Regions from separate parts of the Homo sapiens genome. Here region 2 is linked to region 1. The links are chromatin loops, found by intact Hi-C in ENCODE. Cell type or tissue: PC-9. All regions are shown on one strand. Each heading gives the region's core, and the rest is flanking DNA. Links, peaks and the distances in the headings are about the cores only.

What was found. Peaks named below come from ENCODE experiments on the same cell type or tissue, not always from the same donor. Only the 100,000 strongest peaks of a DNase experiment are listed, where the experiment ranks them.
Region 2: a loop joins it to region 1, with 6 times the contacts of the local background. A loop is called at or near these places in 18 of 110 quality-filtered maps.

What each region holds. Positions count from the first base shown.
Region 1 is chr15:60,440,109-60,448,108 of GRCh38, reverse strand. It overlaps ICE2 (interactor of little elongation complex ELL subunit 2), which reads left to right. Exons shown (of 16, transcript NM_024611.6): 11 at 1-139; 12 at 5,564-5,693. Among named protein-coding and RNA genes, the nearest start is that of ICE2, 35 kb to the left of the region's middle. In PC-9, for the core only: a CTCF peak has its summit at 3,725 (motif pointing right); no DNase peak of the experiment used is centred there.
Region 2 is chr15:60,386,262-60,396,837 of GRCh38, reverse strand. All of the region lies in intron 1 of ANXA2 (annexin A2), which reads left to right. It also overlaps the pseudogene RPL36AP44. Among named protein-coding and RNA genes, the nearest start is that of ANXA2, 6.4 kb to the left of the region's middle. RefSeq lists enhancers at 1-506, 2,900-4,099, 5,247-5,838. In PC-9, for the core only: no CTCF peak of the experiment used is centred there; DNase peaks (open chromatin) are centred at 3,607, 4,057 and 5,507; H3K4me3 peaks cover 4,334 bases; H3K27ac peaks cover 6,511 bases.

The DNA.
Region 1 (8,000 bases), core at 1-8,000:
ATCGGAATACCTAGCTCCTCAGGAAGGAAATTTTGTTTATAAGTTATTTAGCCTGCAAGACCTGTTGTTACTCGTACGCTGCAGTGTCCAGAGGATAGAGACAAGACCACGTTCTAAAAAACGGAAGAAAATCAGAAGAGTAAGTTGTTATTTGCGGAGTTAGAATATGATCACATAAATAATCAATAGATACTTAACATGCCATTACTGTGAAGTTTAAATTGTTGAGCACTCATAGTAGTATCTTCAGGTTGAGTTTTGTTTTTTGTTTTTTGTTTTTACTAAAATGCTGAGATCGATTTTAATAAGGGAAAGTGTTTGTATATAGTAGCCATAAATGCCGGTAACATTCATGCTTGGAATATACAGATTGAGCAGCCCTAATCCAAAATTCAAAATGCTCCAAAGTTTGAAAACTTTTAAGCTCCGGCATGGTATCACAAGTGGAAAATTCCACACATGACCTCGTATGATGGGTCACAGGCCAAACTCCAGTCAAAACTTTGTTTCATGTGTAAAAGTATATAAAATATTGTATAAAATTACTCTCAGGCTCTATGTATATGGTGGATATGAAACATAAAAGGGTTTTGTGTTTAGACTTGAGTCCTGTCCCCAAGATATCTCATTATGTATATGTAAATATTCGAAAATCCAGAAAAAAATCCAAAATCTGAAACACTTCTGGTCCCAAGCATTTCAGATAAGGGATACTCCACCTTTATAAACTTTTTAAAAAATGGCATCATCATAGATTACATCTAGATTGGCATATATATACCTGTTTTCTCTGGGAATTTGGATTTCCATTATTACATGTGAACTCGAGTTCTTTTCACTTTGGGGCTCTTGTTGACTTACTTTAGAAGTCCAAGTAGAACTTTTGAAAGATGGCCTTTCACACATATGTAAGGTCTTTTCAGGACTGTTAGAAGACCAAATCTCTTCCTTTCTTTTTTCCCCTGTTGTTTCTTTTGGGTTTGATATAAATATTTTCCTCAGGAAAAAAAATGTATTGCTGCAATTTGAGTAATTACTTCTTTTAAAAATTTTTCATATTTGAAATTCTCTTTCAGATTAGTTTGCATTTTTTTGTGTGTATGACTACTGAGTTCTGGTAAATAAAGGGAATCTTCTATATTATAATTGAGTATGTAATATTAAAGTGTGTTTCCTTTAATTTTTCTTGAGGACTTTTTCTGTTGTATGTATTTGTCACAGTACACATTTAAAAAAACAAGTTTTGGTGTCTCTGTCTCTTGTTATCTAACCCACTGCCCAATAAGAATCATCACTGACCACTTTGAATGTCTGTGTTTTGAGGTAGGGATCAGGTGAATCCAGACTAGTGATGTTCTACTATTGATCATTGTGGAGGACTTCCTGACTACTGTATCATATTAAAGAATAACTGGGCCAGGTGTGATGCCTCACACCTGTAATCCCAGCACTTTGGGAGGCCGAGGTGGGCAGATCACGAGGTCAGGAGATTGAGACCATCCTGGCTAACATAGTGAAACCCCCTCTCTACTAAGAATACAAAAAATTAGCCGGGTATGGTGGCAGGCGCCTGTAGTCCCAGCTACGTGGGAGGCTGAGGCTGGAGAATGGCGTGAACCTGGGAGGCGGAGCTTGCAGTGAGCCGAGATCGCACCACTGCACTCCAGCCTGGGCAACAGAGTGAGACTCTATCTCAAAAAAAATTTTTAAAAAGTGCCAACTTTTCCACATTGCTAATAACAGCGGCATGAGGGTTTGACTACTATGATAAACTAAGGCCAACCCATCCAGATCCAGGATGTACACTTTGTCCACCCAAATCCAGTGGACTTGGTGGAACTTGTGCTTGATAATGTTTTTATCTTTTGTTAAATAGAACGAAGATTATAAAGTCCTAAATTCTTAAACTTCTAATTCACATAATTTAGTTTTTATCATTGATTCAAACTTGAAATTTTAGAAACCAAATGGCTTTAATTGAAAACTGTTTGGTTTTAGTGCTCTTTACAAGAGAAACTCAAGGAATGACAAAATTCTGTAGGTTTGATAGTCTCCTCCTAGATAAATGCTATAACATCCTGTGAATTAAAAGATTTGACTTTATTTGCTAATTTTTCCTGCCTCATCTGTGTTAACTAATAAACTTAATAACCATAAGCTTGAACATCATGAATACATATAGTATCAGTCCTATAGATTGTATTTTCAAGGTTTTATTTCTTTGATTCTTGCTATCTCTCTGATTTATTTTGAGGCTAACCTCATTTCTTTAACTTCCTACTCTGTGAACCCATACCACTTTGTATTTCTTTTTCAGCTTACAGCACTTAGAAATTGTTGATGGCCGGTATCTCTTAAGTAAGAATAGCCTAGGGAAATTTTGGATACCAGTTTAATTCTTGAACAAGACAGCTTGGTAAGGACATTGTAATTCACTTGACTAAGGTGAAATTTGTAAATTTCAAGACATAACCTTATAGAAGAAAATTCATTCTTCATCAAAATATGTCAAAATAGTCACACCCTAAAGACTGTCTAAATAGAAGGCTTATATTTCTGATTGTGTCAAACTCAGAATAAAATTTTAAAATTTTCAGTGAATGCTTACATTGCCCCCGTTATTATATGTAGTAGTTTATGGTTTAAATCTCTTAGTAAAATGTATGCCCCTTGGAATTATGTCCTATTCATCTCTGTTTGTCCAAAATATTTTATCCTCTGGAAATTCAGTAAATCGGCACCGAGTAAATGAGGAAAATGGTGAGGGGGTGATATTGTTGACTAAGGGAACTTTAGGGAGGTTGAGGCACCAATTTGAAAATGTTGTAAGTGGTACTATTTAAACTAATTCAGCAAAATTACATCCCCCATTAGTATTTCCTACCTAAAAACCAACTTGCTTAGATAGAGCTTTGAAATACTTAGAAGTGTCTTCAACCTCTGCTGTCCAAGAACCTCATCTCTTCTTTATTTTTCCTCAGTTCTTCAATTATTTTAGTTGTCATTTTAGTTTCCAGTATCATTTATGTTTCCTTACCAAAACTCTGCTTAATAAGAGTTGCACTTTAAAGGAGAACCTAAAACATCAGCCAGTCTCAAGTGATGGGATAAAATAAAGAGGCTAGGCCAGGCACGGTGGCTCACGCCTGTAATCCCAACTCTTTTGGAGGCCAAGGCAGGTAGATCAGCTGAGCTCAGGAGTTCGAGACCAGCCTGGCCCACGTGGTGAAACCCCATCTCTACTAAAAAAATACAAAACTTAGCTAGGCGTGGTGGTGCACATATAAACCTGGCTGCTCGGGAGGCTGAGGCAGGAGAATCGCTTGAACCCAGGAGGTGGAAGTTGCAGTGAGCTGAGATTGCGTCATTGTACTCCAGCCTAGACAACAAGAGTGAAATTCCATCTCAAAAAAAAATAATAATAAAGAGGCTAATTTGGACCACAAGATATAAAACAGAATTTACTGAGTTCAATACATGATTATGAAATCCATACCCAGGAACTTTGGATGATTTCATAATATCTATTACTGTCTGTCTCAATGAACCAAGTATCCTAAGTGCTTTATGTGAAAAATTGGAACAGAACCAAGAAAAGCTTTTACTTGGGGAGCCATTTATCAAGGGAAAAAAATAGTAAACTTTATAGTATGAAAATTTTGATTATCCTTAAATTTTTACTTCAATTTTGGGATACTAAGGAAAGATGAAATGTTCAGGCCTTTTTTTTCCCCTGGCTTCCTGGAGATGGCAGTAGAATACATACAGAAATTAAACTGGTTTTAGGACTTGGTTTTATAGATAGAGTAGTTTTATCAAAGAAAATCTCCCAAAGTATTTGCTTTTTAGAAATAATACATATTTAAAATTTTTTTTAAATATATGGAATTAACTCTTACCCATTTCTAATCCAGAAATGTGATCCTTTTTCTCAGTCAACTTTTTTCAGTTCTGCTGTAAACTAGCTATGTGTCCTTGAGCAAATTTCATTCATTCTTTTTTTAAAAGAGACAAGAGTCTTGCTGTGTTGCCCAGGCAGGAGTGCAGTAGCACGATCATAGCTTACTGCTTCCTTGAACTTCTGGGCTCAAGTGATCCTCCCACCTCAGCCTCCTGAGTAACTAGAACTGTAAGCATGTGCCCCATGCCCAGCTAATTTTTTTTTTTTTTAATTTTTTGTAGAGGCAGGGTCTTGCTGTTTCATCCAGGCTAATCCTGAACTCCTGGCCTTAAGTAATCTTCCCACCTCAGCCTCCCAAAATGCTGGGATTATAGGCATGAGCCACTGCACCCAGCCTGAGCAAATTTCTTTATCTCGACCTCCTATTTGCTCTGAAGTTATGAGAGACTAAATCATATGCAGATAACCATTTGCAAAATTACATAGTAAAATGCTTTATTGGTAAAATCCTAATCACATTTAATTTTGTTTTTAATTGAGAAGACACACTGGAGGCCTTACCTACTGAAAGTATGGTCCCTGGAACAATAGCTTGTTATTAATGTAAAATCTTGGGCTCCACCCCAGATTCTACATTTTAACAAGATCACCAGATTTCTCACATGCACGTAGTTCAAGGGCAAATCACATGAAACAGCACTTACTGTTGATAAGAAAAATATTAGTGGATTTGAATTGTTCTTACCACCACCATTGTACCAAGCCCACTCTTTGCCACTTTGTAAAAATCAAGAATTAAGAAATACTGATGAAATATTTTCAAATCTGTAAATGGTGACACAGTATAATGTCAGAAGTACTAATTAGCCTTATAAGTTCAAGTTAAGTACCTTAAATCATGTGTTTCTCTTTCTGCAACTGGAAATAGACTCCTGTTAAGAGTAGAGTTTTCTTTGAAGATAATGAGATAGCATAAGCACAGTGAACAACATGTATTTCTTTGCTTACGCTCCCTTAGGCCAGTAATAGGTACAGTCATTTTACTTATGTAGTGTCCTGACCAGTGAATTTGGATGGATAATTTGTCAGATACTTCGTGTCTGAAATAAAGCCGTTAAATTGAAGATAATGACAAACAGGTGTTAATGTAGGCATTAGTGCTCTTTCATTTGTAGAATGAAACGAGCTGCTCAGAGTATTTGAGCCTAAGACAATGTGACTCATGCTTTAAAGGAGAAAAAAATTCTACCTTTTTTATCCTCTTGAAAATGACTAGTATATAAAAAAGTCAGTGCTTCCCAGCATCTGGCTTTGAGCCTTTGGGCAACTATGTATGATAGGCTTTGTTGCAAGGAGTCTGCTGTCAGTCACATTCCCTGACCAAAATCAAACCTTGCCTATGTGGGGAGGTATGTTGATTTTGGTCACAAATGGGAATGGTGAGGAGAGATCTCTTTCATCCATCCACCTTTTGGCACCAAACATTCTTCTATTCATCAGGCCTGAATGTATCCATCTTACAGTGTGAATCCTGCTGTAATTGAAAGGATGAAATAAGATTACCTGAAAGCATTTTGAAAGTGGCAAAGCTGTATAGGCAAATGTATTTGCTATTAATAGTAAATTAATAGAGCTTTGAAAAAGTATAATTTTGCATTGCAGCAATTTCCAGTTTATGTACTACCAAAAGTAGAGTATCAAGCTTGTTATGGAGTTGAAGCTCTGACTGAAAGTGAACTTTGTCGCTTATGGACTGAAAGTTTATTGCATTCCAACAGCTCATTTTATGTTGGTAAGTTATACAAAAGTCTTTATTCTCCTTTTTAATTTTCTTGTAATTACATACTTGTAAATTCAATTGTGAATACTTCTATTCTGCCCTTTTTTACTTTCGTTTTTATTTATGTATTTATTAGTTTTAGGGTCTCATTCTGTTGCCCAGGCTGGAGTATAGTCATGTGATCATAGCTCACTGTAACCTCAAACTCCTGGCCTCAAGTGATCCTCCCACTGCAGCCTTCCAAGTAGCTGGGGCTGCAGGCATGTGCTACCATGCCCAGCTAATTTTTTGTTTTTTCTTGAGATGGGGTCTCATTATATTGCCAGACTGGTCTTGAACTTCTAGCCTCAAGCAATCCTCCTACCTTAGCCTCCAAAAGCTCTGGTATTACAGGGATGACCTACCATGCTGACCTATTTTAGAAACACTTATTTAATAGTATAATCAAAAATACACATTTGTTTTCTAGCTTCTTAGAGTACTGTTTAATTGGTTAACTATTTATTGACCTATATATTTATTTTGAAATTTTCTTATAATGACACTACTTTTAAAACCTCAAATATTTTGATGAAATGACTTTTTCCTTTGTTTTTGTTGTTCTGCTGGGGTATGGGGATTAGGCTGAAGTTCAATTTGCATTGGCTCATTTCATGTACAGTTAACATCCTCACATAATAGATTACTTGCTAGTCATTATTGGTAGTATTTCCTCCCACTGGAATGTCCAATATCGAACATCTCAATGCATCCCATAAATCTCAATCCTTTCTAATCATCTCAGACTGCTCCTCTGTGTAGTCTTTTGCTTTCTTTGATCTCTTAGTGCAGTCTTTTACTTCTCTGACTTGTTACTTTGTACTTTATTCTCTCTTAACACCTATCCCTTCTTCCTGTTAGACAATAAACAGCTTAAGGTCAGAGTCTGATAAAATTCTGTGTTGAGTCTAATAAAATTTTGTGTTATACTGCATAGCTTGATTGCTTGTATGTAATAAATCCTATGAGGGTGTGTTTCTTAATCAAAGAAAGGTTATTCACTTAAAATGTTTTTTCCTGTTTTGGTTAATCAGTATTTTGTTTTCATGTTTTATGAGAGTATTAAGTAGATAATTGATTCTTTCTGCTTAACTCAAAAAAGGAAGTAGCTAAATGCACTAATTGGTGATGTACTGCCTGCCTCCTCCTCCTTCATACACATACTCGAAGTTTTTGTAGTAATTTTCATTCTGTAACCAAAATTTCAATGTTCCTCCAAAGACCTCACACCAACAATCTCAACATTAGCTACTTGAATGCAATTTGCCAGCCACATCCATTTTAGAAAAGGCCCAGTTAAAAACTTACGAGTGAAATTTTGTTTAAAGTACTGACAGAGAATGGAGATTCATGACAAAAAAAAAAATTAAGGTTTCAGTTTTTAAATGTACAGTTCAACATCAACTGTATGGATTACTTCATTTTAATTATTTTGTAAAATCCTAAGTAATCCTAACTGCTGATTATTCTCTGTGAATCCTATCCTCTTGTGAGCCTTTCATTTCATTGTACTGGGATAGTATTTTTGGCTTCTGTGACAAGTGTTTGGTGAAAAGCATATATTGTATGGTTGTGGGATTTTGGTTTGTTCGGGGTTTTTTGGTGGGGTGTAGGTATGGGGGGATAACATCTGAGTTTTTGAGTTTTTAAAAATGTTATAATACTCTTTTAATTTAAGGAAGATGTTCAAGAAAATCACTTGAAGTGCTTTTAAAAGTGGAGATTGCTGGCCCCACCCTGGAGTGTCTGATTCACTAGGTCTGTATTGGGACCTAAGACTTTCTCAGGTCGTACTGATGCTGCTAGTTTAGGGACCACACTTTGAGAATCAATTCTATAGCTTATAGTCTCTTTTTTCAGTAGAATCAACACACTTGTGATTTGTTTGTTTGCTCTGCTTTGCTATAAACATGTTCCCCACTTTCCCTAGTTGCAGTACTCTTTTTATCTTTTCCCCATAAAAACTTGAAGATTTACTCCTTTAAGACAGTTTCCCACATAGTCTCATTGCAACTTCCGTATTCACCCTCCAACCCTATAATATTTATCAATTCTATATAGTTGATATATAGGCAGTCCTCACTTAGCACACAGTTTCAATAAGCACAAGTTTTAGTTATGACCGTGTATTAACAGTGAGTAATTGTATAAAGTATAAGCTTCACTGCTGGCTCTTCAGTCCACAGATCACTACATAAGTAACAGGCAAATCATGATCAGTGACCAGTCATGTCACTTCTTTCAAAGTCTGTTTATAATTGTTTATTGTGTACCCATTGA
Region 2 (10,576 bases), core at 222-8,221, 51 kb after region 1:
GGTGCACGCTGGGCCATTACCAAGAACCTTAAGTTGTTGGTGTGCAAAGGCCTGGGCCCCAGACTGTACTGATGGATTCTGTTCACACGTGTGTGCTACTGTGCCTGTCTGGAACTTGGTGACTTGGAATGCAGAATGCACTTTCCCACTGAAACAGTGTTGCAGAAGGTGCTGACGTTCCCAGGCTAGCCCTGAAAGACCTTTTTAACATGCACTGCCTGATTATGGGATTGGTGGTGGGGAGGTGGAGGGTAGTGAGGGGCAATGTGTGTGTAGGAAGACTAAATCACTGAAATATTTTTCTGGAACTTTTTTTAGCTTTAAGGTTGACACTGAGTAAATTATTTTAATTGGAAAATTATGTCTTTGCCCCTGTTCCACTTTCTTTTTTCCACCTTCCACCTCCTTAGAGACGCTCTTCTGGCTCTTCCGTGACGCATTACAACAGCCATCCAGGCCGGTCCAGTTACGCTGCATTCCTTCCTCCTTCCCATTTCGGCGGACCTGCATCCAGCTAGAGACTAGCAGATTGAATCGATATTCATTAAGTTAGGAATGGTTGGTGGTCCTAAGAGCCTCAGCAACCGAGAGGAGTCTTGTTATTTAAAAAACAACGATACTGGGCGTGGTCGTGGGCCTGTAGTCCCAGCTGCTCAAGCTAGTGGATCTCTTGAGTCCAAGGCCAATGTGAGCAACATAGCAAGACCCAGTCTCAAAAAATAAATACATAATAATAATAAAAAACCCTCGTTCACCTAAACAGATCTATAATTTATAGAATGTAAAGCAGCAATATTCAGGCAATATTAAGGAAGATTTTTGGTAAGACTGGGGCAGCAGAGGTGCCCTTGATGGGCAAGGGCCAGGAGTGTTAACACAGTCCTGCTTAGTAATTTCTTCCCTTCTTCCAAGTCTGTCGATTATCTAAAGGTCAAGGGTTTGTCCAAAAATGTCCCTTGCATCTGCAGTGGAAGGATGTGACATGTATGTGCATTTTTACAATTGGAGGTTTGTGATTTGGAGACCGTTTAGATTTTGTAATTTCCCGCAGTGCCAACTAGACTGCCTGTGGTAAATGCCCAGGAAATATTGCTGACTCACTGACTTTGATTAGGAGCTCAGTCTTGCACTGGAGTCTCAATATTTAGCATCTTGTGTCTTTGAGCTATTAAACTATGGTATTGATTGACATTAGGCTCGCAGTCATGGCCGTTAGTTTCCTGGCTAATTTCTGATTTAAGTAGTTTTCCTGGCAAAGTAGATGTGCTTCTATAATTGCTATTGATTTTGAGGGCTGTAGGCTCTTCCTACACCACTGGGCCTAGAATCTGGCACTAATGCATTGTCTGGAGCCTTTGTTCTCACCCTTCGCTTGTGCAGAGCCTGGAGCCTGCGGAGACATTTTTCATTAAAGGAGAGCGGGATTGTCACAAAAGGAGTCTCAGGCTCTAGTGGGCTGCTTTAAACAACCATTTATTCCACAAAATATTAATTACCTACTGTGTTCCACTCATAGTTATGAGCACTAGGGATACAGCAGTGAACAAAACAGACCCCCGCCAAAAATAAAATCCCTGCTCTTTAGACCTTAAATCTGGCGGAGAGAGAAGGAAAAGAGACAAAATAAGTGAATTGTTGGATTTTAAACTTTATATTTTCCCAAATTAATACTAGTTTCTAAACTTGGTGGGAGTTCATTTCCCCTTTAATCCAGCTGTTCCACAGACCTAAACTTCACATTTTACCTACCTCGGGGAAGTTTTGCTTAAAATTATGGTGTCTTAAGCTGCCTTCCAGATTCAATTGTGAGAATTAAATAGAAATGGAATGTTCCTCTTTTTTTTCACATGAGAATCCTCTTCACTTGCCCTGGTGCCACACCCTATTCTAGTTGTAGGCCACACCAGAGGAAATTCCAGTCCTTCAAAAAAATTCTTTCCACCCATTCACTGCCTGGTATCTTTTTTCTTCTGCTGTTGCCAGAGGCAGTCCTCATCTACTTTCTCCAGGGACAGGTCAGCAGTAGGGGTCAGGAGATGCCCATATTTGTCCTTCTGGGTGGTTCTACCAGATGACTTCCAAATCTCCCTTCTAGGGTACACCCTGAAGCTGTTTTTTTTTTTCTTTTTTTTTTCTTTTGAGATGGAGCCTGGCTCTGTCACCCAGCCTGGAGTGTAGTCGCACGATCTCTCCTCACTGTAGCCTCCGCCTCCCAGGTTCAAGTGATTCTCCAGCCTCACCCTCCCGAGTAGCTGGGATTACAGGTGCCTACCACCATGCCGGGCTAATCTTTGTATTTTTAGTAGAGACAGGGTTTCATCATGTTGGCCAGGCTGGTCTGGAACTGTTGAGCTCAAGTGATCCGCCTGTCTCGGCTTCCCAAACTGCTGGGATTACAGGCGTGAGCCACTATGCCTGGCCCACCCTGAAGCTTTTAATCCAGCTGAGCTCAACTGGACAGGTCGGTAGCACCCAAGTGGCCTGAGTTTTACCCCAGGTGTGGTGTAGAAATTTCTTATTCTAGGGAGTGACTGTGTTATGGAGCCCTTTGTCCATGTCCTTTGTCTCCCTGCCACACCCAGGCTATACACTCACAGCTCAGAGGAAATCAGAGTCCTAAGGCCACTCGTACATCCTGCCTCTTTGCTGCCTTCTTGCTAGGAGTTGTAGGTTACGTTCCCATGTGGTCCTATGGACAGAGCTAGGGTCCAAGTATCCCTGACAGCACAGAGGTGGGGGGCATGGCTATATGTTGATAAGAGGCTGCCCTGAAGCGACCTGCTGGGCTTTGCTAAGATTTGCAGAAGTTGGTGATTTAAGCCTCCAACTCTGAATGCACGGAACTGGAACTGCATTCGAAATGTCCAGTCTGAGGGAGAGAGAAAATTGAGGAAGGAGAGTGTGTTGGAAAAGAAGAAAAAAAGACTTTCTAATATAGAAAGACCCAGTGTGTGTAAACCATCCCAAGATGAAATTGAATGCCTATCGTGTGCCAGGCACTGTGCTCAGACCTATGAGGAAACAGGAGGGAGTTAAGTTGGAAACCCTGTGGGCGGATAATACGGAAGACAGACTTTACACATGTAACTCTAATGTTGCACAGACACACAAAAAGCTGCAGAAGCACAGGGCAAGGAGGGGTGTGTGAGAAAGGCGGCATTTATGATTTCCTGTATCCTAAAGACTCATTCAGATGTCAGCTAATTAAGATTGAGGTTCCTGGTGGAGGGAACTTAGAAAGTGCTGAGCGTGTTTGGAGAAGAGTTAACAGTCCAGTTAACTCTTCTGTGCAGGATGCGTGTATGCATGTGTGTGTGTATAGAAGATATTTAAGGAAAGGTAGGTAAGTCCACAGTGTGGAAGGTCTTGAATGCTGACATTAGACTTTTTTCTGTAGGCGGCCAGGCCCTGTTGAAAATACAATATGTGGGCCATAAAACACTGAAATTGAGTTGCAGACTTGAAGGCCTGGATTTCCCAACCCTGAAAGTGCTTCATGCCAAGTGACATCATTCTTCCTGCCGGTCTCTTTCCACCCACTCCAACCCCAGATCAGGATACCAGCAGAGAGAGGCTGTGAGAGCATGAAGCTGCAACAAGTCAGTAGGGAGCAAACAAATATTGATTCAGATCAGGCCACAGAAGAGACAAGCTGGAGCAAGTGCTGTGTGTCCCTCCTGCTCAGTTTGATCGAGGTCACTGGGCCGAATTCCAGGAATTCTGGGGAATGAGTTGGCCCTGTGACTCAGTCATTAATCAAGACCATAAAACCAAGGAGAAGAATATCTGCTTTCAAAAAGGTTCTGATAAATAAAGATGCAGTAGGTGGGTGGAGGATGGAGTACAGTGGGAACCCCTCTCCTCACCCAGTACATTTTTTTTTTTTTTTTTTTTTAGTTTAAAATTCCAGTGTGGCCTGTAGACTGTGTGTCCAGGACTGTGTACAGTAAGAGCTTTGATGGAGAACCCAACTCTCCACACTCCCACCTCTACCCATTTTTGCTTTAAAATCTTCATTTGAATCACCAGTCCCTGATTGATTCACCATGGTTGCTAAGAATCTGTTTTGCGGTAACGCATCAACACTCCACGTTTAAACTGTGAAGTGGGTGTGTCCACAAAACTTCTGGATTAGACTCAGATTTGCCTGTGCAGACCAGCCCTGTTGCAGTATGTTTTTGTTTGTTCAGATTAACATTTGGGCTTTTTGGAACTGGTTCTTAATTTAGTTCAGTAGAATGTGTTTTTACTATTTGAAGTGTTGACTTTTAAGTTTTCTTTTGTTTGTTTGTTTTAACCTTTTTGTAAACTTTTACTCTTCTTTTTGGGAGTAAAGTTAAAACTGCTTCACTTGTCCTTTTTTTGTTTGTAACTGCACTTTCGTAGTGAAGCAATAGAATACAATAAAATCTATAGAGTTTTTTTTTTTTTAATAAGGACAAACCCTTAAATTATTAGGTTGGTACAAAAGTTAATTGTGGTTTTTGCCATTAAAAGTAATGGCAGTTATTTTTGCACCAACCTAAATAATATAGTCCTTATGTTAAATGTAAATGACTTGTTTCTCAATAACTGCACTGATTTCATTAATGATCAGCCTTGCACTGTGAGCTTTTTTAGCCAGGCATTCACAGTCTCATTTATCAGCCTTTTCAAGGCAGAAGAAACTGTTCTTTTCATTAGGGTGGGGCCAAGTGACCTGTTTTCCTACCCAAGTAGTGAATGATTTTAAACCAGTTTGAGGTGGGTATGGCTCTTATCAGTGAGTCTCCCTGTACCTCTAGTTTATTTCCTTAAACAGAAAAACGTTCTCTGATAAAGGGTCATTTTAATGATGTTGTCTAGTGACCCTGCCCTCCCTGGGAATGGAAGGCACGGCACTGATGTGTATGTAGATGTACTCATCAACAGATTGAATTTGCTGATTTTTTTTTTTTTTTCTTGTTGGAGAGTTGAAACCAGTCGGCAAGCTGGGTGAGGTTGAAGTGTTGGAAAGAGTGGTGCAAACTGCCATTTTCATGTTCTTTAGAGAAGTCTGCCAGAAAAGGAGTAGTGGTTCTGTTTTTAATGGATTTATGAGTTTTATACGGTGATGAGGAGTGAGTAGAGGTGAAATTGTCTCATACAGCATGTAGGCTTTATTTTTTATTTTCATTCAAAACAGTAAGTACACTGAAGTCAGAGTAGTTGTTTTCAGTAAGAAAATTCTGCCTCCAGAGCAAATGTTTTGGTGAATAGATAAATATGAGTACTGAGTCCCAATCATTTTGGCTCATAGGTTCCCCAGTATTTCCATAGGCAAGCTTAACTTTGCACCATTCAGAGACTTATATTTTAGGTTCCCCACAGGGCACCCCACTGGACGTGGCTCATTTTCCAGCCTGTAGTCTTGTTCTTCTGCCACCCTGGGGCATTATTCCTCTTCCCCTCTCCCCAGGCCTTCCCCCTTGCTTCTTGGCTGGAACCTCCCATGGTGATTCACCCTTCTCAGCCTAGGCAGACAGCACCTCCCTGTTAAGCCCTTAACTAATCCCGCTCTGATGGCTGTGATCTTTCTCTCTGTGTCTTAATCACTTGGAATAAAGAACCATTGTGGTGAGGTTGAAAGGGCATTGGCCCAGGAGTCTGGGGATCTGGGTTTTGGCCCTGCCTCAGCTACTTAATTCACTGGGTGACCCTGGACTAGACTCTCAGTGTGTCACAGAGGCACGAAGGGAAGAGAGCTCAAAGGTCCTGCAGGGTGGAAGTCTGCATTTCACAGTTTTATAAGTGTCTTTTGTATCCTTTAATATAGTGCAGGCTCAGCGTATGCTTGGTATGGGTTCGTTGATTAATTCCTTGCGTATTACCAGTGTTTGTAACCTACAGTAGCACTGCCAAGACTTCCTTTTCCTGCTTTCAAGGATAGCAGCACACTGACACATTCTCATTAGTCAAATATGCTATATTAAACTAATGTTTTAACAAACAGTGAATCGCAAAGCCAACTGTTCCTTCCAGCGAATAATAGATCATATGCAAAATGACTTTGCATTGCTAGGGGATTTGATGGAGTGAAGAAGCAAGCACTGTATTTTATTTCTTTTTATTTTGTTTTGTTTTTTGGACATAACCTCAAGATTTTATTGTCCTCATAATAAAACAAAAGATGATGCTTAGAACTGGATCACTTGGCCCTTTCTTTTGTTATCTCCTCCCAGTTGAAAATGTTTGCATGTCTTAACAGCCAGCATTTTCTTAGATCTGCAGATGGGGTCAGCACACTCAAGCCTCAGCACAACCTCCTTTGTAATTTTACCCGTTTTCCAGAAAATTGCCTTAGTCTACCCACCATAGTCACTCTGCTTCTTGTCATAACGCCGCTTTCCCTGGGCATACAGGGAGTCCTGGTATTGTGCCGTTTTGTGGGGTTGGTGCTTGCCACACTTCTTACAGAAAGCCCAGTGGGTTTTAGGAATGTTCACCATGTTTTCCGGAATGCTATCGGCATGGGAGGAAAGTGGCCATATTTTATTTCTAGGGTGAAAATGTTTGCCATTAAACTCACATGAAGTAGGAAATATTTATATGGATACAAAAGGCACCTGCATGGGATAATGTCAAATTTCATAGATACTGCTTTGTGGTAAGTGTGACTTTGTGGTTATTGTGATGTTTGTGTTTTGTTTTTTTTTTCTGCAAAATGGTTATACATAGTATAAATGTTATGCAAAATAGCAACTCATTGTTTTCAAGTTGATTTAGCACCTGCATTATGTAAAGATAATCTGAAATCTGTAGGGGGACTGGGACTATGTAGGGAAGATGAGGTCAACCATATACTTTCTACTGCTTTGAATTGTACCTATGCATTCACCATTTGAATACTTGGCACGTGTAGGGCACTTAAAACATTCTGCCGAATGGATGAATGAAGTGGTATCAAAAAGTGCCCTGGCAGTGAAAGGCAAGATAGAGTTCTGTAGAGTAGGGGTCGTGGTGACCCTGTTGGAGCAGATACTGAAGTAGTGGTGAGTGCGGAGAGGCAAGTCACATTTTGGCCCTAGTCAACTGTAGCTGAGGAGTAAACAGAGGGAACTGTTTACTGTTTACAGGATTCTGATGCTCATCTTTGAAGGCTGGGCTCTGCTGGAGGACTGATTTTGAATGATGTCAAATGATTTTGACAAGATTAAATGGGGAGATTTAGTTGGTGGTGGCATGCAGGACTGATTTGATGAAAGAGCAGCACAGTTATGAATGGTGAAACCGAAAGGAAGATTTGTGGGGCTTTTAACAGTCTCCTCAAGGTGTTGTGGCTGTGGGAGAAGAATTAACATGAATGGAGAGTGTAAAGAAGCCTATCAGATTGTCTTTGATCTGCACAGTACTGGGGAGTCCCATGTGGGACACGGGTAGGCAGCAGTCTACAAAGCTCAGAGCTGGAAAGACAACTTGAAAGAACAACACAATGAAAAGTTACCGTGCCTCTAGTTGAGATTTTCTAAACATCGGAACCAATGTGAGGTGTCTGATTTCATAAACAAGTGGAATTTAATCTATACTCTCTAAGTGGAAACAACTCTGTTTGCAACTCTGACTTGCTAGTTCCCTGGTTTTGCTTTTGTTTTACGTTTGGCATTTTTTATTTCTTGCCTGTTTATGGTAGAGACTAGAATTCTGCACAGCAGATGACAACAGTTTATCCCCTGCTGCAGACCTGGTCCAGTTCTGACTGAGTCCAGGGGTGATAGTTAAGGCCAGGGCTTGGGTGGTTTGATGTCCATCCTAGGAGTTTCACCTCTGCTTCGGTAATTCTCGGGCTGAGGGATACTGATGAGACCCTCTAGAATGTTTCTTGGTCCATGTTGAAGTTAGAGATTTCTTGCTCTGTCAAGAAGACTGTCAGCCTGGGCAAGGTAACGCGACATTATCTCTACTGGAAAAAAAAAAGCCAGGTGTAGTGGCACACGCCTGTAGTCCCAGCTACTTGGGAGGCTGAGGCAGGAGGATCTCTTGAGTCCTGGAGATCAAGGCTGCAGTGAGCTATGATTGCACCACTGCACTCCAGCCTGGGTAACAGAGAGAGAAACCCTGTCTCAGACAAAAAAAAAAAAAAAAAAGGTCTAGGTGTGGTGGCTAACCCCTGTAATCTCAGTGCTTTGGTAGGCTAAGGCGGAGGGATTGCTTGAGCCCAGGAATTCAAGACCAGCCTGGGCAACACAGTGGGACCTTGTCTCTACTGAAACATTAAAAAAAAAAGGAAAAAAAATGGAAAAAGGAAAAAGGAAATTAAATGGAAATAAGATATATTCAACATATCATAGTTGTAATTGTAATATATGATCAATATATAAATTATTGGGCTGGACACAGTGGTTTATGCCCGTAATCTCAGTGCTTGGATCACTTGAGGCTAGGAGTTCGAGACCAGCCTGGGCAACATAGCAAGACCCTGCCTTTACCAAGAAAGAAATTATAAATGAGAAATTTTATATAATTTTTTCATACTATGTCTTCAAAATTCAGAATGTCCTTTACACTTATAGCACATCTCAGTTTGAACTGACCACATTTCAGATGCTTTGTAGCCACATGAGGCTGGTGGCTACTGTATTGGACGGTTCTGCTACAGAGCAAGACTATTCTAAATTGTCTTTTTTTTTTTTTGAGACGGAGTTTTGCTCTTGTTGCCCAGGCTGGAGTGCAGTGGTGTGATCTTGGCTCACTGCTACCTCTGCCTTCTGGTTTCAAGCTATTCTCCTGTCTCAGCCTCCCGAGTAGTTGGGATTACAGGCGCCCGCCCCCACGCCCAGCTAATTTTTGTATTTTTAGTAGAGATGGGGTTTCACCATGTTGGCCAGGCTGGTCTCTATCTCCTGACCTCGTGATCTGCCTGCCTCGGCCTCCCACAGTGCTGGGATTACAGGTGTGAGCCACCGCACCCGGCCGATTGTCTTCATTTTTAGGAAAGTTTTAGGTTCATGGCAAAGTTGAATAGAAAATACAAAGAATGCCCATGTTCCCCTGTTCCCACATACGCATAGCTTCCACTGTCAACATCCCGTATCAGGGTGGTACATTTGTTAGAACTGATGAACCTACATTGACACATCGTTACCACTCAAAGTCCATCGTTTACATTAGCATTCACTGTTGGTGTTGTACATAGATGCATCCACCATTACAATATCAGATAGAATCATTTCATTGCCTTAATAATCCCCTCCCCTGAATCCCTGATCTTTTTGCTGTCCCCATAATTTTGCCTTTTCCAGAATGGTATGAAGTTGGAACTATACACTGTATTACCTTTTCAGTTGGCTTCTTTCACTCAGCAATGTGCAATTTAGGTTCCTCTGTGTCTTTTCATGGCTTGATGGCTCATTTCTTTTCAGTGCTGAATAATATTCCATGTCTGAATGTACCACAGTTTATTTCTAGAGCAATACTTTTTACAAACCAGAATTATACCCCAACGGTGGGACAAATTGGGGTGGGGAGGCTGTCTGAGAGTTGTGAGTGTGGGGGAAGTGGAAGGTCTTTGACTGACTTTTCGCTGTGCATAAAAAGCTTCTGTGAGCATCAAGAAGAGAGTAGTGGTCTGGGGGAGAGCCCAGGATGAGAATCTTGCAAAAATACATCCTTCACCACAACTAAAGGCGAATCCTCTCCTCTTACATTTCCCCACTTTCTTCCCACACCAGGCCTGGGATCTGCTTAGTCCAAAATGTTCCTATAAGTTAGCAAATATCTATGTCACATACTCTCGCCAAACCAGTTTTATGAAAATATTTAGACTAAACAAAGTGAAGAGAATAGAAAGCTGTATTTGCATGTGTGCAGTTTCCTTGATCAAAGAATATTAAGCAAAAAGAGACCAAAGCAGGAGTCACTGCAATTTAAATGTCGTTCCTGTCTATTTCAGGACGCAGCTCTACTCTGTTTTCTTTATTCTTGGGGTGATTATGTTGATGACCTGTCTTGTCTCTGTTGAGATAAATTTACCACCAATTGAGCACTCCTTATTGGCAGGGATTGGGTGTATCAATTCCGAGAACTGTATGATTGCAAAGGTGGAAAGCCAATTCATCAGGCTATTGTTTTGCTGCCCCATTAAGTATATTAACTGGAAGATGACTTCATTTCAACCATTTCAAATCTTAAATACAACAGATTCAGTCCTTTATGGAATGAGTTAAGGTCAGAAAATCTGTCCATCGTCTTTCTCATAAATACTTTAATATCTTCCAAGTATCATTGGACTAAGAAAGTAATTATGGGTAATAATAAAGATTCCAATTAAGAATTAGGGCAACATGAAAATGCTACTAATTTCGATTCACATCGTAGCTTTCAGGTCCTTCTCAATATGTTTAATTACTTGTGAGAAATACAGAAGTAGTGGCTGGTTCGGCAAGCCCATCACCTTTTATGAGAAGTAGAAGACTCAGTTTTATCCTGTCTGAACAGGTTGCATTAGCCATGGGGAACATTTTGTTTTTGCATTCACACATCAGTCTCCCCAGGTTCTGTTTACACAGAGGAAGAGAAAGACTGGCTAGTTTAGTAGTCCATCCCAACCCAAGGCAGACCA